2 separate regions of the Homo sapiens genome follow, and region 1 is linked to region 2. A link is a loop called in an ENCODE intact Hi-C map of the cell type or tissue named here. Cell type or tissue: CD4-positive, alpha-beta T cell. All regions are shown on one strand. Links, peaks and the distances in the headings refer to the core of each region. The heading gives the core; the rest is flanking DNA. Region 1 overlaps ZFP64 (ZFP64 zinc finger protein). Region 2 has its middle 30 kb from the start of MOCS3.

Region 1 (15,057 bases), core at 4,793-12,792, 1.2 Mb before region 2:
TTTTGTATTTTTAGTAGAGATGGGGTTTTGCCATATTGGTCAGGCTGGTCTTGAACTATTGACCTCAAGTGGTCTGTCCACCTCAGCCTCCCAAAGTGCTGGGATTACAGGTATGTTGTACCACACCCAGCTAACTTTTTCTAATTTTAGTAGAGGTGGGGTTTTGCCATATTGGTCAGGCTGGTCTTGAACTCCTGACCTCAAGTGGTCTGCCCACCTCAGCCTCCCAAAGTGCTGGGATTACAGGCGTGAGCCACCGTGCCTGGCCCATTTGCAGTTTTGCTTTTCAGCTGCCTTGAAGAGCCTTTCTCAGTAAAATAGGGGAAAATCATGAAGTTTATAACTTTATACATATGTATATCTCTTTCTATAACTTTGTAACTTATTCAGTTGTAAAGTGTGTAATTGAGGAGATGCATGAAATGAAATACACGTATAAGCCATGTATCTTTGATAAATTCTGCATTATGGTTAGGCATTCCAATCATTTTTGAAGCATACTCTAGTTCAGCATGGAACAGCTTGACCAAAAAACATACAGCAAAATTAGCAGAGTAGGTAACTCAATAAATTACATACTTTTTTCTTTCGGTGTATCAGTTAGATAATGATTCAGTCATGCTGCAGTAACAACCATGAAATCTCAGTGTTGTATAATAAACATTTGTTGCTAACATACTTTAGGTCAGCAGGAAGTTGACTGGACAACTCTGTTGATCTTGGCTTGGCTTAACCACATGTGTGGGGAAGGCTGGGTGCCTTTCAGATTTCCCTGGGGATCTGCTGGCCATGGGCTGGCTGGCTGTCCACTGGCCTTGGCTGAGGCAATCTGGTTCTGTTCTGTGCATCTCTCATCTTCCTCCTGGGACCATGGACTAACCCAGGCTTGTCCTTCTCATGAGGATGGCAGAGGTGCAAGCAAGCAAGCCCCAGTGTAAGCCCATTTCAACTCTTTGCTTCTATAAGTTGTCAAGCATCACATTGGCTAAAGCAAGTCACATGTTTCATCCTGGTGTCAAGGGCGGGACTGAGCTCACTGACAGTGAGAGGTCATCACAGTGTTACATGGCAAAGGTCGGGGATGCAGGGAAGGTGAAGAATTGGGACTTTTTCTTTCTTTCTTTCTTTTTTGAGATGGAGTCTCACTCTGTTGCCCAGGCTGGAGTGCAGTGGCGTGATCTCAGCTCACTGCAACCTCTGCCTCCTGGGTTCAAGTGATTCTCCTGCCTCAGCCTCCTGAGTAGCTGGGATTACAGGCTCACACTGCCATGCCTGGCTAATTTTTTGTATTTTAGTAGAGATGGGATTTCACCATGTTGCCCAGCCTGGTCTCGAACTCCTGAGCTCAGGCAATCCACCCGCCTCAACCTCCCAAAGTGCTAGGATTACAGGTGTTAGCCACCGCGCTGGGCTGAATTGGGACCATTTTTGCAAACAACCACAGTCCGCCTTTATCCCCACCGTCATTCACATCTCTCTGACAGGCAAAATGCATTAACAAGTCTCATCCAATCATAGGATCAGCCTTAAAGACCACAATTGCGTGATCTCCCTTGGGTCTGGATATGGTTTCTCTTCATCTAGAGACGGTTGAAATAAAAGACAAGTTGTCTGTCATGATACACCCAATATACAGTGTAAAACAAAAAGCCAAAATAATTACCATAATTCTACCATTTGAAAGTAGTGTAAGACACATGCACACATATGTTTATTGCAGCAGTATTCACAATAGCAAAGACTTGGAACCAACCCAAATGCCCATCAATGATAGACTGGATAAAGAAAATGTGGCACATATACACTGTGGAATACTGTGCAGCCATAAAAAAGGTTGAGTTCATGTCCTTTGCAGGGACATGGATGAAGCTGGAAACCATCATTCTTAGCAAACTAACACAGGAACAGAAAACCAAACACTACATGTTCTCACTCATAAGTGGGAGTTGAACAATGAGAACATGTGGACACAGGGAGGGGAACATCACACACTGGGGCCTGTCAAGGGGTGGGAGGCTAGGGGAGGGATAGCATTAGGAGAAATACCTAATGTAGATGACGGGTTGATGGGTCAGCAAACCACCATGGCACGTGTGTACCTGTGTAACAAACCTGCACGTTCTGCACATGTATCCCAGAACTTAAAGTATAATTTTAAAAAAGAAAGAAAGTAGTATAGAAGAACGGGAGGCATTTGTCAGTCCCTGGTCCATAGCATTTCTGAAATTCTTCTGGGCACAGGTTCCCCCTACTCAGGGGTTAGGGAATGTTTCTTGGTTAGGCCTTGGCTCAGCTCTTTGGTTCTTAACCCTGCCCATTGGAACATCCTTTCCATCACTTTCCTAAGCTACTTCTGAAAAAGATTGCAAAATGTACCTTTGAGAAACTTTCTCAGCTTGCTTCCTGTCTACCAAAAGCTGGAGGTCTTTTACCTTTTGTTTTAGTAAGGCTGGTGACAGTTTTGCTGGTAGAGCTGTCTTTAAAAACTGTGTGAGTTTCCTATGTATCCATATGCCAAAAGCCATACCCACAGTTCTTTTGGAATCTTGCCTCTTTTTCTAAACTCAATTATAGGCACTTTTGGCATTTAACCTTCTGTGGGTTTTAGGAGTCCTTTGTCCAGCTGAGAGAACATACTTGGCACCAACTTAATTCTCACCATTCTTAATTCTCTTTTGGAGATTTTAATAAAGAGTCTTACATTCAGACCCCTTATTTCACATTTGGTCTTCACTCTGAGACTAGTTTCTTAGATATGGTCTTTGTCCCAGGCTTTTGTCTTACTTGGGAAAGCTGGCTGGAGAAGCTGGCTGGAGATGAGAAACTATATCCAGTAATCTTTGACTTTCTATATTCCCTCTAAATTCTGCTTACAAAATGTCCAGTTCTTTTTTTGAGTTTGTCTCTTTCTTGTAGTCTTTTATCATATGCAGCTTATAAAACACTTTCACTGTTCTGCCTAGAATTTATCTCTTTATTCAAGTCCAAAACTCATGATGTACATTTTCTGTCTTCTAAGCTACCACGAGTGACAGTCTTACCAAATGTTTGCCATTAAGTAGTGTGCATTGCCATTTTTCCAGCCTCCACATGCAACCGAATCTCAAAACCAATACTCTGTATTATGGTTTTCTGTTACAGCGTCACCCTTTTTCTAGATACCAATATCTGTATCCATTGTCTGTTGTCACAGTGATGCAGCGTAATAGCCCACAAAACCTCAATAGATGCAATATGCTTTTTCTGGTTCCCATGCGGGGATCAGCTGGGCAAACCAGCTGACCTTGGCTGGGCTCTCTTATTAGTCTGAGGATCTGCTGGTTATGGGCTGGCTGTCCACTGGCCTTGGCTGAGGAAATCAGCTCTGCTCCACATGTCTCTTGGCCTTCTGAGACCAGCAGGTTAGGCCAGGATTGACCGCATGGTCATGACCGAGGTGTAAGCAAGCAAGCAAGCCCCAGTGCACAAGCCCATTTCAAGCCATTCCTTGTTTCAAGTTACTAAACATACCATTGGCCAAACCCAACGACATGGTTGAGGCTTTTGTCATGGATCACGGGAGAACATGCCTAACTACATACATGGCAGAGGCCGTGCTAAAGGAGGGGTGGGAGGTGGGAAGATTTGGGAACATTTTTATAATCTACAGCAAGTTCAGACATTGGCATAATCGACGCCCAACTGATTTGCTTCAGAAATTTCCCCCAGCCTAAGTTAGAGAAGCTGAAAAATTCATTTATGAAAATGGTTCATTTTGATTGATAAGGATGAAGTTACTATTTATAGCAGCATCTTTAAAATTGGTCTAGAAAAGGTGTGTTTTTCAAAAATTTCAGTGTGTGCCATTTATGCATGGTCTTCGTGGAATGTTCATTTTCCCTTTTATAAATCTGTGGCACTGGTAAAACTGTAAATTAATAGGATTTTGTTTTTACCCTTTCGGCAATTGGATAGACTACATCAACACTTGTTTTAGTAGCAACCCAAACTCAAGGAGGACCTGTCAGCTTAAATATATGTCGCTCATTCATCCAACATTCTTTAAACCTCGCTATGTGCCAGACACAGTGGGAATCAGGTAGTAGGCAAGAATGAACATAGTCATTAGCTTTGAAGACCTTAGTGTCCAGTGGGACTATTTGACCAGGATACTTCATTAAAGAAATGTTTATGGTTAAATTAAAAAAAAAAAGACAAAGGAATTTAAAACCTTTGCTTTCATGCCAAAAAACGTTGTTAAGCTCTGCAACTTAGCTGCGAGATTTGGTTTTCTGGATTTTCTGGGTCTCACCTCTGCAGATTGCTTAAAAAAAGTGAAAAAAGACTGTCACTATAATTTTGACAGGGATATAACTGGAAAACCTAGTAAAACATTCTGGAGCAAGGATTCTGACTTTGAGTCTACAGACGTCTGCCCCTGAGAAATCCATGAGTAGATTTGGGAAGGAGGTCCTTGAATGGGGGTGGGGAAAACAAAGACGTCTTCATTTTCACTAGCCTGTATTAAAATTTGACACGTCCTTCAATTATGAAAACAGGCAACCAATCTGATAACAGTGCATGTAAAGTTGTCGCCAGCGGAAATCAAAAATCTCTTCATAATGATTGCTGCAGATGGAGCAAATATCTTTTACACTCTTCTTTATTTAGAAATGACTGTAGTTACTAGAGCTGCCGCTAGGTCTGATTCTTGAATTCATTAATGAAACACACACATTGGCATATCACAATTTTTTCTCTGTAATAACTATTTTAATATAATTAGTTTCTTTTATATTCCTATTGGTTTTTATTTTAGTTTATTTGGTACATTTAAAACATTATCTAAGAAGGGTTCCATGGACTTCACTAAACTGCCAAAAAGGGGTAATGGCATAAAAAAGGTTAAGAACAACATTCTCAGGCAGCAAACGGCCCTTTTTCTGAAAAGGGCCAGATAGTAAATATTTTAGGTTTTGTGGGCCATGCAGTATCTATCACAAATACTCACCCCTACCATTATGGCAGGCAAGTAACCATATGTAAACAAATATGCATGGTTGTGTTTCAGTAAAACTTTATTTATAGAAACAGGCTGTGGGCAGGATCTAGCCCATAGGCTGTAGCTTACTCTTCCTTGTTCTAGAGTTTAGTATGCATGATCTTGGTGGTATTCAGTCATACAAAGCATTTTTTTCAAGTTTAGGTTTAGGCCTCTCAGTGTTCTAGAAGCTTGTTCAATTGCCTCCTGCCATCTTTGTTTGCATTCATTAAGCAGCTCATGGTGAAGTAGCAGATCCTATGTCAAAAAGCTGGAACACCATCCCAGTCTTGTGGGTTTATGACCTAAGAAAGCAAACATCAGTTATATGCACAGATAATTACCTAGCATCTAAAGATACCAGTTGTGGAGTCAGCCTGGATTGGAATCCAAGCCCTTCTTTGTACTACGGGGCGACCAAGAACAAGTTATGTAGTCTGTCTGGGTCTCAGCCTTCTCCTCTGTGTAACTGTGTTAAAAAACAATATTAATAATAGCACCCACCACAGGGCAATCTTCCCAGCATCAAGCGAGACCATGCTTGTGGAGTGCTCAGCATAGCGCCTGCCATCCCGGAAGCCATCGAAGAATATTAGCTGCTATTTTGCTTACTTAAACAATGTTGAGATGAGGGGTCGCCAATTTGCTTGAATTGTCATTGCCTCAGATAATTTGGACTTGGCATTCATTGAGGAAGTAAATTTGGAATATGGTATCCAATCAGATGTTTGCAATTTCACTTGCCTTGCTCATCTTTCAGCGAATATGAATTTTTTTTAAAAAAAATCAAGCAGCTGGATTTTGTAACTTCACAAGTAAAGAACGCAGCTGGCAATATGGGATAAATAAATTTTGTGCAAGAAACACATCTTTATTAATAAAGATCTGCATGAAATATAAGCTGGGTGTTTCAGTCATTGTAAAACCATACTCCAATGAGTGCAGCACGGAGCTGACCCATTCGAAAATATATTGTTGAATCTGTTACAACATGTAACTCAATCAAAATCAACGGGTTGTGCAAAAGTCTTCAACTGTGAACCATTAACTAGCAGAGTGGGCAAATTAACTGTATGAAAGATAGTTTGAGTGTTTTAAAGAATATAACAAGTATACTTGTAAATCTTATTTTATCTGGGACAATTAAATTGCTCTTTTCGATCTCCCATTTTTCTTCTGGGTTTGATACCGGTGGTGGTGGTTTGGGTTCCGGGGAAAGATAAAGACGCCCTGCCCCTCTTCCCCCACTGCCAGGGGCTGCTAGAAGCTGCAGTTAGGAGGTCTGCACCCACCCACCTTGTATAAGCGATTTTCTGGTGTGTGCTTCGGGGGGATCCGCTGTGGTTGTTGCCTGCCTGTTCTTATCGAAACTCACCTTGTGTTGACAGGGGACGCCCCCTTCCAGTGCTGGCTCTGTAGCGCCAAGTTCAAAATCAGCTCGGACTTGAAAAGGCACATGCGGGTGCACTCGGGGGAGAAGCCTTTCAAGTGCGAGTTCTGCAATGTCCGCTGCACCATGAAGGGGAACCTCAAGTCGCACATCCGTATCAAGCACAGCGGGAATAACTTCAAGTGTCCTCATTGCGACTTCCTGGGTGACAGCAAAGCCACCCTCCGGAAGCACAGCCGCGTGCACCAGTCGGAGCATCCTGAGAAGTGCTCGGAATGCAGCTACTCCTGCTCCAGCAAGGCCGCCCTGCGCATCCACGAGCGTATCCACTGCACCGACCGCCCTTTCAAGTGCAACTACTGCAGCTTCGACACCAAACAGCCCAGCAACCTGAGCAAGCACATGAAGAAGTTCCATGGGGACATGGTTAAGACTGAGGCTCTAGAGAGGAAGGACACCGGCAGGCAGAGCAGCCGGCAGGTGGCCAAGCTGGATGCCAAGAAGAGTTTCCACTGCGATATATGCGATGCCTCCTTCATGCGGGAGGACTCGCTCCGCAGCCACAAGAGACAGCACAGTGAGTACAGTGAGAGTAAGAACTCGGACGTGACCGTTCTCCAGTTTCAGATCGACCCCAGCAAGCAGCCCGCCACGCCCCTCACTGTGGGACACCTCCAGGTGCCCCTCCAGCCCAGCCAAGTGCCCCAGTTCAGCGAGGGAAGAGTCAAAATCATCGTTGGGCATCAGGTGCCCCAGGCGAACACCATCGTCCAGGCTGCCGCCGCTGCAGTGAACATCGTCCCGCCTGCCTTGGTGGCCCAGAACCCAGAGGAACTCCCAGGGAACAGCCGGCTGCAGATCCTGCGCCAGGTCAGTCTGATCGCCCCCCCTCAGTCCTCGCGGTGTCCGAGCGAGGCGGGCGCAATGACCCAGCCGGCTGTCCTGCTGACCACCCACGAGCAGACGGACGGAGCCACTCTGCACCAGACTCTCATCCCCACGGCCTCAGGTGGCCCCCAGGAAGGCTCTGGCAATCAAACTTTCATTACCAGTTCGGGTATTACTTGCACTGACTTTGAAGGCCTAAACGCCTTGATTCAGGAGGGGACAGCAGAAGTGACAGTGGTGAGCGATGGAGGCCAGAACATCGCAGTGGCCACCACAGCGCCACCGGTCTTCTCCTCCTCTTCCCAGCAAGAACTACCCAAGCAGACCTACTCCATCATTCAAGGGGCAGCCCATCCAGCTTTGCTCTGTCCCGCCGACTCCATTCCAGATTAGTGCTTAAAAAAACAAAAGGAGTGGGGGAAAGGAATTGAGAAAAAGAAATCTTAAGTAGAATTCTCTAAAAGGTTTGCTCTTAATGTTTTCTTTGTTTTGTTTTGTTTTTGAGACGGAGTCTCGCTCTGTTTCCCAGGCTGGAGTGCAGTGGCGCTATCTTGGCTCACTGCAACGTCCGCCTCCCAGGTTCAAGCGATTCTCATGCCTCAGCCCTCCGAGTAGCTGGGACCACAGGTGTACGACATCATGACTGGCTAATTTTTGTATATTTAGTAGAGACGGGGTTTCATCATGTTGAACTCCTGACCTCAAGTGATCTGCCCACCTCAGCCTCCCAAAGTGCTGGGATTACAGGTGTGAGCCACCATGCCTGGCCGTGGTTTGCTCTTAATGTTTTTAAGGATGGTTGTGAATCCCCCTGGCCCCATAATAAATTGTAATTTTATACTGCTTACTATAATTTTTTTAACACTGTAACAACTTTGAGACCACCTCTGAATCGTCGCATTATAACTGTTGTAGAATCTTAAATGTTACCAAGATGATTCCAATGAGGGGTTGGAATTAAATGCATTAAGTAGTGAATTCATGTGTTTGTTTCCAACTTGATTTTCCAACTCTAATAAAGGTTTCTGTCCATCTTATTACATTTGTGTAGTAAATGGTACTTCCCAGCCTCTCTTTTGCCCCATTCTGGAATACTCCCCAGAGTTTGGGGGTGTTCATGTTTTATACATGTAAGTCTGTTGGCATGAAGGACCATTTTCTACATAATATGACATGGATACTTGACCCAAAAAAAAATGTTTAGTGCTAATGAGCAGAAAATGAATGGTTCCATAATAAATTGATATCTGATTAAAATATACTGAATGTTAATGATTCTTTAGAGCCAAGGTGGGATTTGGGAATGATGGGGCGTGAGTCATTAATCAAAAACAAACTGAAGCAGCAAAGGTTTTTAGTCCTTTCATAAACGTCACACAATCATCTTACCTCCTCCACAGTCACATTAAATAGATGTGGTACCTAAAGTGATAAAGTGATCCATCCCACTGTTGTTTTCATTTTGAAACTTCAGACTGACAATCCTGGCATTTCTGTTTAGACACAAAAATGATCAAAGTTCCTACTAACAAGACAGAATTTTCTAGAATACCATTTTTGAGATGTTAATATCTGTGCAGAATCCAGATGAGTGGACTGAGAGAGTACCTAGATTTTTTCCAAAGCATAGGTTGTATTGAGAAGAGGAAAATTCAGATTGTGTTGTTTTACATTGAAATGCTGTTTGATCAGTAGGTGGTGCCAGAGAGCAAGCTAGAATCATCCATATTTGTACCTTAAGCCATTCTGTAAGGTTGTAATAGCACTCATTTCTGCTGTCAGCAAGGATTGGTGAGGAGGGGAGGTTACTCTTGGGACAGAAGCATATTTAGAATATTATGAGAATACTTAGATACATTTCTACCACTTTTATTCTTCTTTCTTTGATCTGTAATAGTTGGACACAATTTTGATGACTTGCTATATTTGCCATAATTTCTTTATTTTCCTATCATCAATGATAATAGTGAGTTATTAACTATGTTTTTGGTAAGAAACAGAAAAGGCTTGCAGTGTACAATGTTAGTGATTTAAATAATTTTGTCACTTTAAACTTATTGCTTACAGCCCTTTAGAAAAACTGTTCTGCTTTTGAATTTCAGCTGGGAAACTTCCATTGTCATGGTCCTATTTCCTATGTCTTTCTCTTTTCCCACTTTTTTCAACCATAAAGGATTTTTTCCTGATTATAATGTGTATTCAAGATAGAAAATATGAAAAACAGAATATTACTAGGAAAAAAATAGAAGTTACTAATAATCTTACTGTCCAGATATAAACTATACAGATTGTAACCATTTTGATGGACTTCCTATCAGTCTTTTTTTTTTTTTTGAGGTGGAGTCTCACTCTGTTGCCCAGGCTGGAGTGCAGTGGCGCAATCTCAGCTCACTACAAGCTCCGCCTCCCGGGTTCACACCATTCTCCTGCCTCAGCCTCCTGAGTAGCTGGGACTCTAGGCACCCGCAACCAAGTCCGGCTAATTTTTTGTATTTTTAGTAGAGACAGGGTTTCACCGTAGCCAGGATGGTCTCGATCTCCTGACCTTGTGATCCACCCACCTCGGTCTCCCAAAGTGCTGGGATTACAGGTGTGAGCCACCGTACCTGGCCCCTATCAATCTTTTTTTATGCTTACGTATATATGTTTTCTACTCCAGTTATGAAGTTGTAGTTTAATTAAGCATAATATTTTTTATATTCTATATTTCCTTTTGTATCCTTAGATCTCTACCTACCAGCTGCCTTCCATATATAATACATACACATACATACATACATACACATGCATGCATAGAGATGTACACACATGCATATTTGATTTGTTGGTTGTTTTGTCTTTTTACAAACAAAACAGTAAAACTTACTCTTTGGAATAAATTATACACAGAATTGTACAAACACCAAGCCAACAACTTCCAGCCCCTCCGTATTCTCACCCCACCCAAGGTAAGTAATGTTAGGTGCTCTGTGTTCTTACCAATATACGTAGACTCAAAAGATAACATAGAAAAGGTTTTTCCTAGTTCTATAGTAATTGTATCATACTCTGTACATTTCTCTGCAACTTGCTTTGATTATTCCATTTATTGACAGTCCTGTGGGTCAACAAAACTAGACCTAGTTTTTTTAAATAAGTGTTAGAGACATGCCAGGCTTTAGTCCGTCATCTTGCTATTATGATTCTTCAGGTTGTTTGGGGAATATTTTTGCCATTACGACTGCCCCAGTAAACTCTCATATTCAGCTTTTTTTTTTTTTTTTTCTGTAAGTAGATTCAAAAGTGTAAGTTTCACGGAGTTTCCATAGTTTGTACTTGCATAAATACGGATTAATTTTCACAATGATAGTCTCATCCCTGATGTGAGCTCAACTACCTTTGGAAGTTTTATCACTCTGCTGCGTGAAAATGGTTATCTGGCCTTTGTGCACTCCCCTAGCTGGTGCTGTGGTCTGCGTTTTCTGAGACGTCTCTGCATAGGGCTGGTTGACCATGTGTGCTTCTCTCTTCTATGAACTTAGAACTCTTACTCCCTCCTTTTGGTTGTTGGGAAGTTGGGGACATTAACCCGACATCAGTCACACATTGCTGAGTTTCTTCCCCTCCTGTCATTGTCTTTTGACTTTACCTGTGGGGCTGTCACCATATAAAAATGACTGTCTTTTTCTGTAGTTAGATTCTTCTGTCGCTTCATTTGTGGCACGTGTGTTTTCTAAGAACGTCCATCCTTCCCCTGAGATTAAACTGGTTTTCCCTTTAGTGTTTTTACTGCTTGCTTATTTGTTTTTCAATGGCTCCTTGCTGCAGCCAGAATTCTTTTTTTTTTTTTTTTCTTGTTTTGAGACAGAGTCTGGCTGTCGCCCAGCCTGGAGTGCCGTGGCGCGATCTCAGCTCACTACCTGCTCTGCCTCCCAGGCTCAGGTGATTCTCCTGCCTCAGCCTCCCACGTAGCTGGGATCACAGGCGTGTGCCACCACACCTGGCTAATTTTTGTATTTTTAGTAGAGACGAGATTTCGCCATGTTGGCCATGCTCGTCTTAAACTCCTGGCCTCCAGTGATCTGCCCACCTCGGCCTTTCAGAGTGCTGGGATTACAGCTCATGCCAAGAACTCATATTTATATGTTATGATGAACAGGTTTGACTGTCCACTTATGCCAGGACCATTTGTTAAATATTATTTTCCTGAAAACTGAAATCCTAATTTAAGCCATCGTGTAGATAAAGTTCACAAATATACTTCCAGAACTTCTTTATTCTGGAAGATTATAGATCTGAGATTCCCAAAGAAGATCTGGCTGGCCAACATGACATATTTGATTATACTAGCATTAAGGTAAGCTTAATCTTTTAGACTTACAAAGCTTCCCCCAGCTATTATTTTCCAAAATGTTCTTAGCAATTCTTAGATATTTATTCTTCCAAAGGAACTGTTATTTTATCCAGTACCTAAACCACCCCCACCAAAAAAGAAAACCTTTTGGAGATTTTTATTGAAATTGCATCAGTATTTTATATGAACTTATCAAAAGCACAACTATGAAAATATTAAGTCTTCCACCCAATTTTGGCTCACTGCAGCCTCCACCTCCTGGGTTCAAGAGATTCTCCCACTTCAGCCTCTTGAGTAGCTGGGATTACAGGCGCCTGCCACCATGCCTGGCTAATTTTTTTGTGTGTATCTTTAGTAGAGATGGGGTTTCGCCATGTGGACCAGGCTGGTCTTGCACTCCTGGCCTCAAGTGATCCGCCTGCCTCGGCCTCCCAAAGTGCTGGGATTACAGGTGTGAGCCACGGTGCCCGGTCCTGTGTTTTCTTATTATTCCATAATTTTATCATAATTGTGAATAGGAATTTTTGCATTTGTTGCAAACATCAAGAAAAGCCAAAATAGGGTATATTTGTCTATATTAAAGAAAAATTCTCAGTAATGAATGGTATTTATTAGAAATTCTTGGTCTCTGATAAATATGATTTATAATTATCTGATATAGTCTTTTATTTTCAGATTGTTTCATCTCTTCCTTTAGAATATTTTTACTACTTATTTTGTTTTCTTGTCCTGTTGCTTTAGCCAGAACCTCCAAACAATGCTGATACAGCTGGCATCCTTGCTGTGTCCCTAATTCTAACTTCAGAATTTTCCAATGTAATATACACCACTCCTTTGGATAATGGTTTTTATGGTACTTAGGTCATTTTCTTCCACTCCAGTTTTCACTTAGAGTGAAATTGCTTGAACCCAGGAGGTGGAGGCTGCAGTGAGCCAAAATTGCGCCACTGCACTCCAGCCTGGGTGACAGAGTGCAACTCCATCTCAAAAAAAAAGAAACACAGACCTTATATAATGAAAATAGACTACATAATTTGACTGAATAATGTTTACAATGGAGTTAAATAAGGGTTTTTGAGTGGAAGACTTAATATTTTCATAGTCATTCTTTTGATAAGTTCATATAAAATACTGATGCAGTTTTACTTATCAGGGTAGCTTGCTGAATTTTATCAAATATCTTCTTAAAATTGTTAGCCGTAAGTATTTGGGTTTTGCACTTAAATATGTTGACACAGTGAATTTGTGTAGCATATAGCCTGGTATGTTAAGTCACCTTGCATTCCTGGAAGAAATCCTCTTGGTCATGTTGAATTATTCTTCCAAAACACTGCTGGATTTCGTTTTCTAATATCTTATCTGGAAGTTTTGCAACTCTAGTTCATGTGCTACATAAGAGCATTTTGGTCAACAACAGACTGCATGTTACAATGGTGATCTCATAAGAATAATGGAGCTGAAACATTTCTTTTTTTTATTATACTTTAAGTTTTAGGGTACATGTGCACAATGTGCAGGTTAGTTACATATGTATACACGTGCCATGCTGGTGTGCTGCGCCCATTAACTCGTCATTTAGCATTAGGTATATCTCCTAATGCTATCCCTCTCCCCTCCCCCCACCCCACAACAGTCCCCAGAGTGTGATGTTCCCCTTCCTGTGTCCATGTGTTCTCATTGTTCAATTCCCACCTATGAGTGAGAACATGCGGTGTTTGGTTTTTTGTCCTTGCGATAGTTTACTGAGAATGATGATTTCCAATTTCATCCATGTCCCTACAAAGGACATGAACTCATCATTTTTTATGGCTGCATAGTATTCCATGGTGTATATGTGCCACATTTTCTTAATCCAGTCTATCATTGTTGGACATTTGGATTGGTTCCAAGTCTTTGCTATTATGAATAGTGCCGCAATAAACATATGTGTGCATGTGTCTTTATAGCAGCATGATTTATAGCCCTTTGGGTATATACCCAGCATGGGATGGCTGGGTCAAATGGTATTTCTAGTTCTAGATCTCTGAGGAGCTGAAACATTTCTATTGCCTACTGATATCTTGATGATCCTGACCCTGCATAGGCTGAGGCTAATGCGCATGTTTGTGTCTTAGTTTGTTTTTTTTTTAAGTTGAAAAAGTAAAAGAAAAAAATAAAATAGAAAAGGCTTATAGAATAAGGATATAAAGAAAGAATATTTTTGTACAGTTGTACAATGCTTGTGTTTTAAGCTGAGTGTTATTACAAAAGATTTTGATAAGTCAAAATATAATTAATACATGTATAAAGTAAAACAGTTACAATAAGCTATACTTAATTTACTACTGAAGAAAGACTTTTTTAATAAATTTAGAGTAGTCTAAGTGTACAGTGTTTATAAGGTCTGCAGTAGTACACAGTCATGACCTAGGCCTTCACATTCACTCACCACTCACCCACTGACTCACCCAGAGCAACTTCCAGTCCTGCAAGCTCCATTCATGATAAGTGTCCTAAACAGGTGCACCATATTTTTATCTTTTATACCATACTTTTACTGTACTTTTGTTTTGTTTTGTTTTGTTTTTGAGAAAGGGTATTACTCTATCACCCAGGTTGGAGTGCAGTGGCACAATCACAGCTCACTGCAGCCTCTACCTCCCCAGGCTCAGGTGATCCTCCCACCTCAGCCTCCCAAGTAGCTGGGACCACAGGCATGTACCACCACATATTTTTTGTAGAGATGGGGTGTTGCCATTCTGCCCAGGCTGGTCTCAAACTCCTGGGCTCAAGTGATCCACCCACCTAAGCCTCCCAAAGTGCTGGGATTACAGGCATGAGCCACCACGCCTGGGCTACAGTACCTTTTCTATGTTTAGTTATATTTAGATAGACAAGTACTTACCATTGTGTTACCATTACCTATAGTACTCAGCACATTCACGTGCTGTATGGATTTCTAGCCTAAGAGCCATAGGCTACGCCCTATTTCTCAGAATGGATCCCTGTTGATAAGTGGCAACGACTGTATACACATACATGCAGCTGGTCTCTAGTTTTCTTTTTTAGTGCTATCTCTGATTTTTGCTTGTTTCTTATGCAACTCTAAAAATAAATTGGAGCTTGTGCAACTCTAAAAATAAGCTGGAGCTCTTTTCTTCTTTTTCGGTGACCTGAAATAGTTTGACTATCTCAGAAATTATCTGTTCTGTTATCTTGGCTGATACTCTTTTTCACTGTAACATTCTTAACAAATTTCCCAATTATTTTCTGTAATTACTGATCTGTTCAGGTTGTATACCTTATCTGGATCAATTTTAGTAGTTTATATTTAGCAAAAGAAAAAACATCATTTACTCTGCTCTAAATTTTCAATTACGTGGCCCTATGATTCCATTTAACTTTCTTTTTAAAATATTTTAATATCTTTAGCATTTGGGGGTCCAC
Region 2 (15,057 bases), core at 3,854-11,853:
TGACCCCCATTTTATAGCCGGAGAAAGGCAGACACAAGAAGCCAAGTGAGCTGAGCACCAAGGATTGCAGTGGCTCCCACCCACAATCCCAGCACTTTGGGAGGTGGAGGCAGGCGGATCGCTTGAGGCCTGGAGTTTGAGACCAGCCTGGGCAACATGGCAAAACCCTGTCTCTACAAAAAATATAAAAAGGAGCCAGGTGTGGTGGTGTGCACCTGTAGTCCCAGCTCTTGGGGAGGCTGAGGCGGGAGGATCACCTGAGCCCAGGGAGGTCGAGGCTGCAGTGAGCCTTATTGCACCACTGCACTCTAGCGTGGGCAAGAGTGAGACACTGTCTCAAAAAAAAAAAAAAAAAAAAAAAGAAGCAAAGTGTTGTTATGCAACTACATAGCCAGTTAGAGGCTGGAATTCGTAATCCAATCTTTTGACCAATCCAGGGCTCTTTGTACAACAACACTCATTTCATGAAGGAGGAGCTATTAGGCCCAGGCACAACACTGACTACCAACTTTAGTGGGTGCTGTATTTGCTCTCCCCAGCATCCATTTCCTGAGTATCTGGTGATGGGCACTGTGACGGAAACTCTAGTGGCCCATCCAACCATCCACTTCCCCCTTTCTCCTTAGTAACAGAGCCCCAGTTTTATCCAGGCACACTGCCACTGGTAATAAAGACTGTACTTTCCAGTCTCCTTTACAACAAGGTGTGTACAGATGAATAAGTCCTGGCCAGGAATTTGTAAGCAAAGTCTCGCAGGGAACTTTGAGAAGCCTCCTTAGAGGAGATGGCCCTTTTTTTTCTTCCTGTTACTGGAACATAGATGTGATTGCTGGATCTCCAATAGCCCTCTTGGACCATTCATTAGGTGACCACAAGGATAAAAGACAAGGACTGAGGGTGGGAGAACAGAAAGATGGGAGCCTGGGTCCTTGAGGACACTTTAGAGCTACCAGTCTTAGACTCCTTCCTCAAAATGGGTGTGGGGATTTTTATAGGCCCAAACAGCAAAGACTCTCTCTCTCTTCCTCTGGGAATACAGAGTCAAGGAATAGAGAGAAAAAAACTAGGTTCTAATGACAACGATAAGTCCCTAGATCCAGCAGTTCCTGAAGACATCCCTTTTCTTGAACTGTTTAGTCATGTTATCTGATAAATTCTCTTTTTACTTAAATTAGTGGGGTTGGGTTTCTGTAATTTTTACTGGCTGATACATACCCAAATCCAAATTAGAAGTCCAGGCAGCGTCCTGTGAACTTCAGCATTTTGCCTTCTGGCCTATCGACACCCTTTACAATAACAGTGTCTTAAACCTGGACTTAGCAGTCTCATCGGCCAAGCACATGGGTCTTTAGGCAGAGACAATCCACAAAATTTTCTTAATTTCGTGGTTTGCTTTCAAGACAGAATAAATTGAGAGATCCAGCAGTCACATCCGTGTTCCAGTAACAGGAAGAACAGAGAAGGGCCCTCTCTCCCACTTGAAGGAGCCACACTGAACAGCCACATACTATTATGTGAGTGGGACAAGCTAGAGCAGCAGAAAGTACGACAAGTGCTGGGACAAACAGAAGGAACGTGGGCTTTGGAGCCAGAGAACTTCAAATTTGATTCCTTGACAAGCCACTGCCTTGCGGTGTGACCCTGGGCAAGTTATTGAACCTCCCTGAACTTCTAGTTCATCCTCTTTAAAAAGGGAACAATAACATCCTCCCTGTTGGAGTGATGTGAAGATTACATGAAACAAAGCAGTACAGAAAGCACCAAGTATCTGGGCCATAGTAAGTGCTCAATAAATAGTAACTATTGTTAATAACGTCACACAAGAACTCAACAGCAACAATGAAAAGGGTCTGTTCAATTAATAGCATACGTAAGATAATGGAATATGCTTTAGCCTTATTTTGTATAACATTTCAAGGGACTTTCACACATTCCTCATTTGCCTGCAAGGCGCGGCTAATTACAAATGCATTCTCACACTTCGCTACAACAGACTTGGCAGCACCACAATTCGGAGATCTTTTCATTAGCAGTTAGGTAATGAATGTGGGGGAACTGCACTGTTGTACAATTACTCGGCATACAGATTGCATCCCTGCTTTCTCCCACCGTGGCTGCCAGAATCCCTGAGCCAGGTGGACGAGTGGCTTCCACTCTGCTGCCAGCCAGCACTGAGTGGTATGATGCACTGGAGCCCGTGCCTGGATCCTGCTTCTACCACACACTAGCTGGGTGGCCTTGAGCTAGTTACTTAACTTCTCTGAGCATTGTTTTTCTCATCTGGAAAATGGAGATGATCACTTTCCTCTGAGGGCTGCGTGAGGATGGAGAGAGAAGTAAATGAGATATGCAGCAAGGTGCCTGGCAAAGAGGATAAATACAGCAATGGTTTTTGTTTTGTTTTGTTTCTTTCCTAAAGCCATTATATTCAGCAGAACTATGTTTCCACATAGCAGAAAATCCAACTGGCTTCTGTACCAAAAAAACACTGGTGAGGGGGGTGGTTGGAGAGAGGTTATCTACAGGTTCACATAGCTGAAAAGCCCAAAGGTCCTGCCAGCTTCAGGGGCAGCTACACTGTGTCATGAGAAGTCAGTTTCTCTCCATCTCACAACTTCTGCCATGTTGGCTCCACCCTTGAGTTCCCTGTGGCGATTCTTGGCAGTTCAAGACTCTCCCCTCATGCTGACAACAGGGCTGCAGCAACCCAGCCTCTCATCTTCTCAAGTTCAAGTTCAATGGGAAAGCACAAGGTATCATTTGGGTAGCTCCTACCTAAGTCCTGGGACTCACTGTGATTGGAGCAGTTTAGACCGTGTGCCCATCCCTGAGCCAATCAGTGAGGCTATGAGAAGGCAGTGCTCTGATTGGCCAGGCCTTGGCCTATTGTCTGAAAGCGGATGAGGGATGAAAACAGTAGAGACCTAGGGGGTGTTCCTCTAGCGCCCTCTACTGAGAAAACTTAACACTGCACTCACTGTAAAGGAATGACGCTTAAAAGGAACTCCGCCCATTACGCAAAGCAGATATTGAAGGGTGACTTTGGAGCTGAGAGGCAATAAATTGATAGCTGACACACACCGTCAAGCCTGGCACTGTTGAGGCATCTGCCTGGTCAGGAGCTGCAGTCAGAGAGAAACTCACAGCTGCAGCCCAGAGCAGGGAGAGAACAGGGAGTAAATTTCCCAGCACCCATCTGCTGCTGGTATCTCCCGTTGCAAACTGAACCAGAAGGCCAAAGGCAGGGCCGAAGCCGGAAGGCAGGGCCCTTGAGTGATGCAATCCCTAAAGTCGGTCTCTCAGGGTAGAGAATGGGTCGGGGGAACAAACAGGTAATATCCAGCTCTGTAGGTACAATCATTATTCCTATTTCACAGAGGCGGCCCAGATAGGATGAGAAACTTGCCAAAGCCACAGCTGACCCAGTTCCACCATGGCTGAGCCGCCCAGTCCTGGAGCCATCCTTCCCAAGCAGCAGTGGGAGGGAGCAGGCCTGGAGGCAGTGCTCCTGCTCTCCAAAAGAACATTCCTAGAAGCTCAAATGCCAACATTGTCCCTTCCGGCAATTTCGACAAACCTGCCTCTACTTGCTCAGGAGAGAATGGGGTGGGGAGAAGTGAAGTGAGTTTTTATTTCAATCTCTTTCCAGCTGGTTGCACAGCAAGAGTTTTCCTCTTCCCTGGGACTGTCTTTCATTTGCACATTGACCAGGTTGCTGCGAGGTGAAAAGAAAGTGAGATAAAAGGAGAAGCAAAAAATGCAAAATGCAAACACATGGTACCCAAGCAGGAGGGACCAAGCAATTGAAAAACAAACTAAATAGCACCTGTGATGGGTGCTGTCTGCATGTGGTGTGTGTGGATTTTTCTTTTAATTTTTTTAAATAACTAGTGTGAGAGAATGTGTGTGGATTTTAAACAAAAATACATTCAGCAGCTGATTTTCACTGCAAGCCTGAGTCCTGGACAGTTCAGTGGAGGGAAAGCTGGCTTGTATTTGCCTTAGGAAATACAGATGTGCTTTTGGGGTGGTCACAACTTCTCTCTCCTAGTTATGGCCGGAAGTAGCTGGTTTGCAATGAGCCTGAGGGTGCTGTCAACTCTTGCTACTCAAATTGTGACCATGGACCAGCGACACCTATGCTACCTGGAAGCTTATTAAAAATGCAGATTCGGCTGAACACAGTGGCTCACGCCTGTAATCTCAGCACTTTGGGAGACCAAGGTAGGAGGATGACTTGAGGCCAGGAGTTCGAGACCAGCCTGGGCAACAGAGTGAAACCCCGTCTCTAAAATAATAATAATTAATTAATTAATTTAGTTTAAAGACAGAAATGTGGCCGGGCATGGTGGCTCACACCTGTAATCCCAGCACTTTGGGAGGCCGAGGGGGGCGGATCACAAGGTCAGGAGATCTAGACCACCCTGGTTAACACGGTGAAACCCCGTCTCTACTAAAAAAAATAAAAATACAAAAAATTAGCCCGGCGTGGCAGCGTGCGCCTGTAGTCCCAGCTACTCCGGAGGCTGAGGCAGGAGGATGCCATGAACCCGAGAGGCGGAGCTTGCAGTGAGCTGAGATCGCGCTGCTGCACTCCAGCCTAGGCGACAGAGTGAGACTCTGTCTCAAAAAAAAAAAAAAAAAACACAGAAATGCAGACTCTTAGTCCCCACCCCAGACCTGAGGGATGAGAGTCTGCATTTCCATAAGAATCCAGGTGATTGGTGCACACAGCGACATTTGAAAAGCTAGTATAAATCCACACTGGTGGGACCAGGAGCTGGCTGAGAGTAAGGTAAGGGAAGCTGAGTTTTTACTAGGATGACCAACCATTCTGGTTTTCCCAGGACATTCTTAGTTTTAGCACTCAACATCCTGTGCAAACCAGGATGATTGGTCATCCCTGCTACTGACCCAACCACCTCTGCCAGCTTCTGGGGCCCTGGTGCCTAAAATTCCCAGTGAGAAGACCCTGGCTCCCCGACTGACTAAGGCCTAACAGTCGGCTGGGTGTGGTGGCTCACACCTGTAATCCCAACACTTTGGGAGGCTGAGGTGGGAGGATTGCTTTGTTAGGAAAGTAAGAGCATAACAGGGCCAGAGTAACACCATTTTAAGTTCCGCTCCATTTGAGACTAGCAAAGCACATTCCTTGCTGGTCACCACCCATAGTCATGGGATGTTTATAGTAGAGGGAACAACTAAAGCTGCCTGCAAGGACATGCCCCTATAACAACAGAGAATCCAAATGTCCCAATACCCATAACAATATATGTTTTCTAAATAATAATAGTTATGCTTTGATGTACCCACCCAAAAATGTCAAGGATAGTTTCCTTTAACTCAATAGAATAATAAATTTTGTCATGCTGTCTGCTCACCCGCATGCAGGCATAGCTTAGTTTAGTCTTTGCATAAACAAGACCTCTATATAAGCAAAGCTTAGGCTGGGCATGGTGGCTCATGCCTGTAATCCTAGCACTCTGGGAGGCTGAGGCAGGACGATCACCTGAGGTCAGGAGTTCGAGACCAACATGGTGAAACCCCGTCTCTACTAAAAATACAAAAATTAGCCAGACGTGGTGGCATGCACCTGTAATCCCAGCACTTTGGGAGGCCTAGGCGGGTGGATCACGAGGTCAGGAGATCGAGACCATCCTGGCTAACACGGTGAAACCCTGTCTCTACTAAAAATACAAAAATTAGCCGGGCGTGGTGGCACACACCTCTAATCTCAGCTACTTGGGAGGCTGAGGCAGGAGAATGGCGTGAACCTCGGAGGTGGAACTTGCAGTGAGCTGAGATCGCGCCACTGCACTCCAGCCTGGGTGATAGAGTGAGACTCCGTCACAAAAAAAAAAAAAAAAAAAAGAGAGAGAGAGAGCAAAAAAGAAAGAAAGAAGAAAGAAAGAAAGAAAGAAAAAGAAAGAAAGAAAGAAAAAGAAAGAAAGAAAGAAGAAAGAAAGGAAGAAAGAAAAAAGGAAGGAAGGAAGGAGAGAGAAAGAAAGAAAGAAAGAAAGAAAGAAAGAAAGAAAGAAAGAAAGAAAGAAAGAAAGAAAGAAAGAAAGAAAAGCAAAGATGATGCATTCCTCTGCTTGCTTTCTGAGGACACCCTACTCTGTAACAGAGTAGCTTTCAGTAAACTCTTCCTCTCACTGCACTCTCCGACTCCCCTTGAATTCCTTCCTGTGCAAGATCCAAGAACTCTTCATTGGGGTCTGGATCAAGACTTCTTTGTCCAGTAACAGCTTGAGCCCAGGAGTTTGAGACCATCCTGGGCAACATAATGAAAACTCCTCTCTACAAATAATAAAAACAATTAGTCGGGCGTGGTGACATCTGTGGTCCCAGCTACTCAAGAGGCTGAAGTAGGAGGATGGCTTGATCTCAGGAGGTCGAGGTTGCAGTGAGCCATGGTCACACCCCTGCACTGCAGGCTGACCCTGTCTCAAAAAAATAAAAATAAAAAACATAAAGTCTAAGAGGTGTAGGGAGGCCTTGAGTTCTCTGTGGCTTGGTCCCAGCTCCCCTCCCCAGCCTCCTCCTTCTCTGCCTCTCCCTTCTCTCTTGGAAGCTCCGGGCACACAGTGGGTTTGCAATCAGCACATGAGCATGCTGAGGCAGGGAGGCCCGATCCGGAGAAGCTGCTGCTGATGGTATCGTGGTTCATGTCTAAACCTTCCAGGGTCTCTTGCTGACAGACTTGTGCACATCCTGAGGTTCCTCTGGAATGCTCTTCCCTGCCTCCTCCTGACTCCCTACTGTGCTGGCAACCCCACTCTGCACAACCGCCACTCTCCTGATGCCCACCTTGTGCCCTGCTCAGTACACACTTGCAAAGACCCACAGCCAATCCAGTGAGTGAATAGCATGCAATCAGAGGACTCATCAAACTCAGCTACCCTAAGACTTTCTTAAGCTCCCCAGTGGTTCTCAGCCCTGCTCAGGCTAGAATTTTCTGAGGGCTTTTAAAATTTATGAATGCCTGGGCCCTGATACCAGAGATTCTGGTCAAGAACCACAGAGCAGAACCCTCTGAATCCGCCAGGCGTTTCTCACCCACCCCACATTGACCCCAAAGGTCTCAGGGAACTGGGGCGGTGCAGGGGGAGGGGGATGGTTCGGAAACTCAAATGTAAAGCCACTGGGCCCACACTGGCAACCCGCATGTGTGAATCGAAGGCTATCAGGAAATAGAGGCTGCCGGGGCTGGAGCCCAAAGGCTGTCAACATGGCAGCCTAAGCAATGTATGTTCAAAGGACAGCAATGCAGGTGGCTAAGAAAGAGCTGCATCACCTTTCGGAGCCTCAGTTTCCTCCTCTGTAAAATGGGCATGCAAATGATAATGCCCACCTCAGCCGGGTGCGGCGGCTCACACCTGTAATCCCAGCACTTTGGGAGGCCGAGGCGGGCGGATCACTTAAGGTTGGGAGTTCGAAACCAGCCTGACCAACGGGGATAAACCCCATCTCTACTAAAAATACAAAATTAGCCAGGCGTGGTGGTGCATGCCTGTAATCCCAGTTACTCAGGAGGTTGAGGCAGGAGAATCACTTGAACCCGGGAGTCAGAAGTTGCGGTGAGCCAAGATCACGCCATTGCACTCCAGCCTGGACAACAAGACCGAAACTCCATCTCAAAAAAAAAAAAAAAAAAAAAAAAAGTGAACCCCTCGCAGCACCAGGCCTGTATTCCCACTGGCTCAGCTGATGGGCACGGGCTGTCCCTTGACTCACTGTCCCAGCAGCTAGGGGCAGTCCCCGTCACTGCCTGCTCTCCAGCCAGTGTGTCTTTTGTAGCTGCTTAGGGCTGTGATCCTTCTTACAGTAGAAAAACCTTCCTCTATTCTTATGGTTCTAACCCAAAGTGAGAAAATGAAAGTCATTGGAGAGAGCATGTGTTTCTTTACCCCACACCTTCTTAATTCATTTACATTCCCTGTGTGACCCCTGGTTTATATGACAGAAGGAAAGAGGAGTTTCCTTGTAAATGCAAAAAAAAAAAAAAAAAAAAAGCCTTAGAGTTCCTTGGGCCACAACACATGCTATATGCATGTTCATTCACTTCCCTGCTTTAGAGCTCATGTATGCCCAGACTGGTTAATGTGCCAGAAACAGGCATTCCTATACTCCTAACTAGACTCGGGAAGCGGCTGGCTCAACCTAGATTGCAATGGCCTGGATGGCTTGGCAGAAGTAGTGTCTGTTCCTTGTCCTTCACCTCCACCTACTGGTCCTTTCAAGAACTACAACCTTGGGTCAAAACCAAGCTCTCCCCTCTGACGCTGCTTGTAAATACCCACGTTTGTACATTTCTACAAAGGAAAAAGGAAATGTTCTTTTGGACCGTCCGTATCGGCAGGAGAAAATCATTCAGGCCGCCTCTAACAGCTGGTCTATGCCATCCTTAGGCACTTGGTGGGATCTCTTCACAATAGTTTTATGGTTTCAACTTCGAATCAGAAGTCAATCCCAGCCGGACACGGTAGCTCATGCCTGTAATCCCAGCCCTTTGGGAGGCCGAGGTGGGCAGACCACATGAGGTCAGGAGTTCGAGACCAGCCTGACCAACATAGTGACACCACATCTCTACTAAAAATACAAAAATTAGCCAGGCTTGAGGGCATATGCCTGTAATCCCAGCTACTTGGGAGGCTGAGGCAGGAGAATTGCTTGAACCCGGGAGGTGGAGATTTCAGTGAGGCGAGATCACGCCATTGCACTCCAGAGCGAGACTCTGTCTCAAAAAAAAAAAAAAAAAAAAAAAAAAAAAAAAAACAGAGGTCAATCCCAAAACCTGGATCATGCAAGCATGAGAAGAATACAGCCTTTTCTCAGGTCTTCACGTGCCTGCCTGTTTCTCATTCTTCCTCAACTCAAATGTCACCTCCGCAGTAGGTTTTACCCTGGCAACCTTTTTAAAGAAGCCATCACCAGCTACCTACCCAGTCCCTCCTTACCACATCACCAGGACTGACTTCATTTGTAGCTTAAATTATTGTTTATGTGTTTTCTACCTGTTCATCACCTATTGACCCCAATAGAAAGTAAGCATCCTTCTATTTTTGGTCTAATTACATCCTCACTACCACTCTTCAGGACTAATATTATCTTTCCAAATACCCACCCCCTTTTCATGTAAACAAAATGCTTTCTTATGGCAGAAAATTGAGAGTATACATGAAAACAGCAGGGTTTTTTTTTTTTTAAGTGAAAATAACCTGCAATTCCACCAACAAAAGAATAACATTTACTGATGGGAACACTTTTAAACTTATAAAACATCACTCATAAAACAAGAATGCAGTAAAAACCTACAGTGAAAGACAATTTTTCACCTATCAGAACGGGAGAATTCATAAAGCTTTATACTTCATTGTCACCAGGGAGTAGAGAAAGAGGTCCTCTCCTGCACAATTGACACAAACTTTTTGGGACAATTTGGCAAAATTGATCCAAACATAACATGCATATGATTTCTGCCCCAGTAATTACATTTCTAGAAAATTATCCTATAGAAACTAGTGGATATATGTACAAAAATGTTTGTTGCAGCAGTTTGTAGTAGAAAAAAGCCTAGAAACTGGTTGGGATTCTTTATCTCAGGGCCACAGACTCTCAGAGGATTCATGGATAGGATTGTATTTCCGCACAGTGGTTGGTTTCCCTTGCATTGTTACGTATTTTACTTTATGGATTTAAAAACATCTTCCTGCCAGTCACAGTGGCTCACAGCACTTTGGGAGGCTGAGGCGTGAGGATCACTTGAGCCCAGGAGTTTGAGACCAGCCTGGGCAACATAGCGAGATGCTCATCTCTACAAAAAAATTAAAAAATTAGCCAGGTGTGGTGGTGTACACCTGTGGTCCCAGCTACATGGGAGGCTGAAGTGGGAGGAACAATTGAGCCCAGGAGTTCAAGGCTGCGGTGAGCTATGATCTGGCCATTTCGCTCCAGACTGAGGAACAGAGTGAAACACTGTTTTTAAAAGAAAAAAGAGGCGGGCGCGGTGGCTCACGCCTGTAATCCCAGCACTTTGGGAGGCAGAAGCGGGTGGATCACGAGGTCAAGAGATCAAGACCATCCTGGCCAACATGGTGAAACCCCGTCTCTACTAAAAATACCAAAAAAATTAGCTGGGCATGGTGGCATGTGCCTTTAGTCCCAGTTACTTGGGAGGCTGAGGCAGGAGAATCGCTTGAACCCAGGAGGTGGAAGTTGCAGTGAGCCGAGATCGTGCCACTGCACTCCAGCCTGGCAACAAAAAATAAATAAATAAATAAATAGTTTTAATACAATAAAAAATAAAAATATTTTTGGCCAGGCGCAGTGGCTCACACCTGTAATCCTAGCACTTTGGGAGGCTGAGGCAGGCAGATCACCTGTGGTCAGGGGTTCAAGACCAGCCTGGCCAATATGGTGGAACCCCATCTCTACTAAAAATACAAAAGTTAGCCAGGCATGGTGGTGGGCACCTGTAGTCCCAGCTACTCAGGAGGCTGAGGCAAGAGAATTGTTGAACGCGGGAGGCGGAGGTTGCAGTGAGCCGAGATCGCGCTCCTGCACTCCAGCCTGGGCGACAGAGCAAGATTCCATCTCAAAAAAAAAAACAAACAAACAAAAACCTTTTCTGAGCAAAGGTCCATAGGTTTCACCAGACTGCCAAAAAGGAACTAGGGCACAAAAACAGACGAAGGGCCCATTTATTAAAAGGCACCGGTTAATCTGGTTACAGTGCATGCAGACAGTGGGAGGTTAACTGAGGTGTTAAAAATGAATTCAGTTTATCTACATGTTACTGATCTGGACAATCTCAAAAGTACATTGTTAGCTGGGTGCAGTGGCTCACGCCTGTAATCCCAACACTTTGGGAGGCTGAGGCGGGCAGATCACTTGAGGCCAGGAGTTCGAGACCAGCCTGGCCAACATGATGAAACCTTGTCTCTACTAAAAATCCAAAAAAAAAAATGAGCTGAGCGTGGTGGCACATGCCTGTAATCCCAGCTACTTGGGAGGCTGAGGCACGAGAATCACTTGAACCGGGGAGGCGGAGGTTGCAGTGAGCAGAAACTGCACCACTGCACTCCCGCCTGGGTGACAGAGCGAGACCCTGTCTCAAAAAAAAAAAAAAAGGTACACTGTTAAGTGAAAAAAGCAAGGTGTAGAATGGTGTGTGGAACAGTGTGCAATGTATGCTCACATTCGTATTGAAGAGAGGGATATTTGCATATCTCTGCTTGTGTAGGCACACACCATCTTAGAAAGGAGACACAGGACTCTAGTAACCATGGCTGCTCTGGGGAAGCAAGCTGGTGGTCTAGGAGTTGGGATAGAAGGGATACTTAGTTTTTGTTTGTTTGTTTCTCACCTTATCTTATGGTACTGAGATACTTTTTACTTCTTATCTTTTTATATTGTTTGGATTTTTTTTTAACATGTACAAACATTTCTTTAAAGTTCAACTTGGTATATCTTAAAAAACTAAAAAATAGAAACAGAAAAAATAAAGTTCAACTTGGAAAGTTTAAATAAATCTGAAGTGTAATCCTTGAAGCCACAACATTTAGTAGACTCTCATTACATTTGTTGAAGAAAAAAGAAATACATGACGAATCAAGTGACTACATAATTGCTTTCTAAAAAAAGTTATACTAGGTCAAGTTCAGAGTCCTCCCTGCTCAGAATTCCCTCCCAGGTAGACAGAGCACTGCCAGTCTCTGCGCTGTCCTGTGGACACCCACTGTGGATTCCACAACACACGCCTTCTTCCTGTCGGCCTTGAACTTTTGTGTTGCACTGTCTAAATAGCTGGACCTCTAATAAGAAAAAATGTGATCCTGTCTACTTTTTTAAAAAGGTTAGCCTGATGTGCACACCTATAATCCCAGCTACTGGAGCCTGGCATAGGAAGATCACTTAAGCCCAGGAGTTTGAGGCTGCAGTGAGCTATGATCAGACCACTGCACTCCAGCCTGGGCAACAGGCTGTCTCTTTAAAAAAAACATGGCGGGGAGTATTTGCCGGGCACGGTGGCTCACACCTGTAATCCCAGCACTCTAAGAGGCCGAGAGTGGATCACCTGAGGTCAGGAGTTCAAGACCAGCCTGGCCAACATAGTGAAACCCCATCTCTACTAAAAATACAAAAATTAGCCAGGCGTCGGCCGCCACACTGTCTGGGAAGTGAGGAGCGCCTCTGCCGGGCTGTGCAACCCTCCAAGTGTGAACTGACAGCCGTGTGTGTGATCTTTCTGCCCTCCTCAAGTTTGCATTTTTCACATTAAAGTTTACTTTTTAATTAAAAAAAAAATAGCTGGGCGTGGTGGCGGGCGCCTGTAATCCCAGCTACTTGGGAGGCTGACGCAGGAGAATCAGTTGAACCCGGAAGGCAGAGGTTGCAGTGAGCCAAGATTGCACCACTGCATTCCCAGCCTAGGCAACAAGAGTGAAACTCCATCAAAAAAAAAAAAAAAGTTTTTATCTGTGGTTTAAAAAAATGACCAAAAAATTTACCATCTTAACCATTTTTAAGTGTGCAGTTCAGTAGTGTTCATACACTCACGTTGTTGTGCCATCCACCTCCAGGACTCTTCATCTTGTGTAACTGAAACTCTGTATCCATTAAACGCTAATTCTCCCCACTTCCCTAATCCCTGCAACCACCATTGTACTTTCTATCTCTGTGAATTTGACTACTCTAGGTGCCTTATGTAAGTGGAATCATTCAGTGTTTGTCCTTCTGTGACTGGATTATTTCACTTAGCATAATGTCCTCCAGGTTCATCCATGTTGTAGCTTGTGTCAGAATTTCCTTTATTTTTAAGGCTGAACAATATTCCATTATGCATATATTATACATTTTGTTTATCTATTTATCTGTCAATGGATACCAAAAAGCTGCTTCCACTTTTTGGAAACTGCAAATAATACTTCTGTAAACATGAGTGTGCAAATATCTCTCCATAATCCTATTTTCAGTCATTTTGATATATACCCAGAAGTGGACTTGCTGGAACATATGGCAATTTTACTTTGAATTTGCTGGGGAACCGCCATGCTGTTTTCCACAGCAGCCACGCATTTTACATTCCCACCCACTATGCGGCCACGCATTTTACATTCCCACCAGCGATGCACATGGGTTCCAATTCCTCCACATCCTCACCTGTTATTTTCTGTTGCTTTGATAGTATCTATCCTCATGAATGTATAATCCTGTCTACTTTTGATGGATGGGGGCATCTGAAATCTCCAAGCCTGAGGCAGCCAAATTTCGAGAAAGCATCAATAATTCAGGTTCCTCTCTGAGAAAAAGAGAAGTGAATCCCTTGTGAGGATAACTCAAAAAATAATAATATCAAAGCTGGGAGAGAAGTTACAGGTCTTCCAATTCAAGCCCTTCATTTTACAGATGGGAAAACTGAGGCCAGAGAGGAGGGGTGTTTAGCTCTGAGCACAATTTGAGCTGGGAACAAAGTGACAGCTTTCATTCCACCTCACAACACTGTGGCCCGGGTCCAAGATAAATTTGCCTCAGTATTTGACAAGAAGGTTGTTCTTTCTGTCTGAAGGCAGAGTGCCCATGTGACTAAAGACAGTATTTACAGTTGTCAGGGCAGCGGCAATGATGCAGCTGACGCCTCCGGGGCTGGGTGGGGCTCCATGGTTACAGTCAGGGTGGGGCTCTTGCTCATCCTGGTCACTGGCTGGGGCAACACTGGGGTGGGGATGGGTGGGGGGGTCTCTGTCTGAAAGTTGCTGGCACATTCAGAGCCCTGAGCAAGGACTGGTTCCAATTCCCACCTCCCTGCTGTCTGTACACTGCTGGATAGAGATCCACCTTCTTCCCCCAGACCCGGTGCCCCTCGGCAGAGAGAGGGCTACCAGGTCTTACTTATCTAAGAATCCCTGGCCCCTTGCCCCAATCCCAGCCCCAGCTCCAGGCTCTAGACATGACAGCATCTAAGAGATGCCAGGTGCATACAGCTGAGCTTAGAAAAGGCTGGCTGCACACACCTGGGAACCACAAGCCCCTCTGCTCCTCAATCCTTAGAGAGGCAACAGAGCTGAACCCTGATTCTAGAGCCTGGGTTCCAATCCCACCTCTGACACCTGCCACAGCAGGGACCGAGGCCAAGCCCAGTAACCTCTGCCTCAGTTTCTTCATCTGTAAAGCAGGGATAATAATAGTACTCACCTCATAAGCTGATCTTGTGAATTAAATGAGTTAATATTTATGCAGCTGTTAGAACTGGCTCGCAGTTCACAACAATTGCTATGGTTGCGGTGGTTGGGATGTATTTATTTTAATGTCCATTAAGGGAAAAACTAAACCAGTACAGAAAATCTAAGACTTCATAGCCATTATGCTATAAAACAAAACAGACTAAAGTTGTTTAACAACAAAAAAATGGTTTTAAAGAATGTGCCTTTTTAAAGCACAAGTGTACAGAATGACAAATGTTTTAAAGTGATCTGGCGCCCCCTCCTGGTAATGGACAGTAGCTGTCCTGCCAATCCCCCCATTCTGAAACTGCTGAGGTCAGCGCTGTCACTCACTTCCCTCCGGGGACTGACTTAGGAGAAGAGTTGGTCCCATGGGAAGATGGGATGCTCCACATGGCCCGACCTGAGAAATGCATCCCTGCCGTGCTGAAGGAGCTCACCGGTGAGCCCACCCACCTCGCTGCCACTGTTCAATAGTTAAGGAAGTGCTCAAAGCTGGAAGGCGACCCAAACTTGGCCAGCCCCGCACTGTGCCCACCCTGAAATCCCTCTCCGGTTTCCCAGCCCTGCACAGCCCTGCCACAAGCTGGTTTTCTCCCAGGAACGTCTGCAGGATTGAGGAAGCCACAGGGCCCACCGAGGAGGCCCTCCTGCTCTGGCAGGGGTGTCCTGTTGAGCCCTGCTGGCCCAGTCCCAACGGAAGGAAGGAGTGTCCTTGGCTGGACCCCTGGGCTTCACACACCGCGCCGCCCAGTCCTCAGGAAGTCCGCAGAACACAGCCCACACTTCTCACAGTGGCCTGGCCCTGCGTCCTCTAACCCTGACTTTAGCC

What was found. Peaks named below come from ENCODE experiments on the same cell type or tissue, not always from the same donor. Only the 100,000 strongest peaks of a DNase experiment are listed, where the experiment ranks them.
Region 1: it touches region 2 in a loop (26-fold over the local background); 5 of 110 quality-filtered maps call a loop at or near these places.

Annotation. Positions count from the first base shown.
Region 1 is chr20:52,144,780-52,159,836 of GRCh38, reverse strand. It overlaps ZFP64 (ZFP64 zinc finger protein), which reads left to right. Exons shown (of 6, transcript NM_018197.3): 6 at 6,409-8,559. The coding sequence ends at 7,691. Among named protein-coding and RNA genes, the nearest start is that of ZFP64, 39 kb to the left of the region's middle. In CD4-positive, alpha-beta T cell, for the core only: CTCF peaks have their summits at 8,784 and 8,987 (motif pointing right); a DNase peak (open chromatin) is centred at 9,006.
Region 2 is chr20:50,981,074-50,996,130 of GRCh38, reverse strand. No RefSeq gene overlaps it. Among named protein-coding and RNA genes, the nearest start is that of MOCS3, 30 kb to the right of the region's middle. RefSeq lists enhancers at 2,725-3,019, 5,526-6,488. In CD4-positive, alpha-beta T cell, for the core only: CTCF peaks have their summits at 8,028 and 8,227 (motif pointing left); a DNase peak (open chromatin) is centred at 8,220; H3K27me3 peaks cover 589 bases.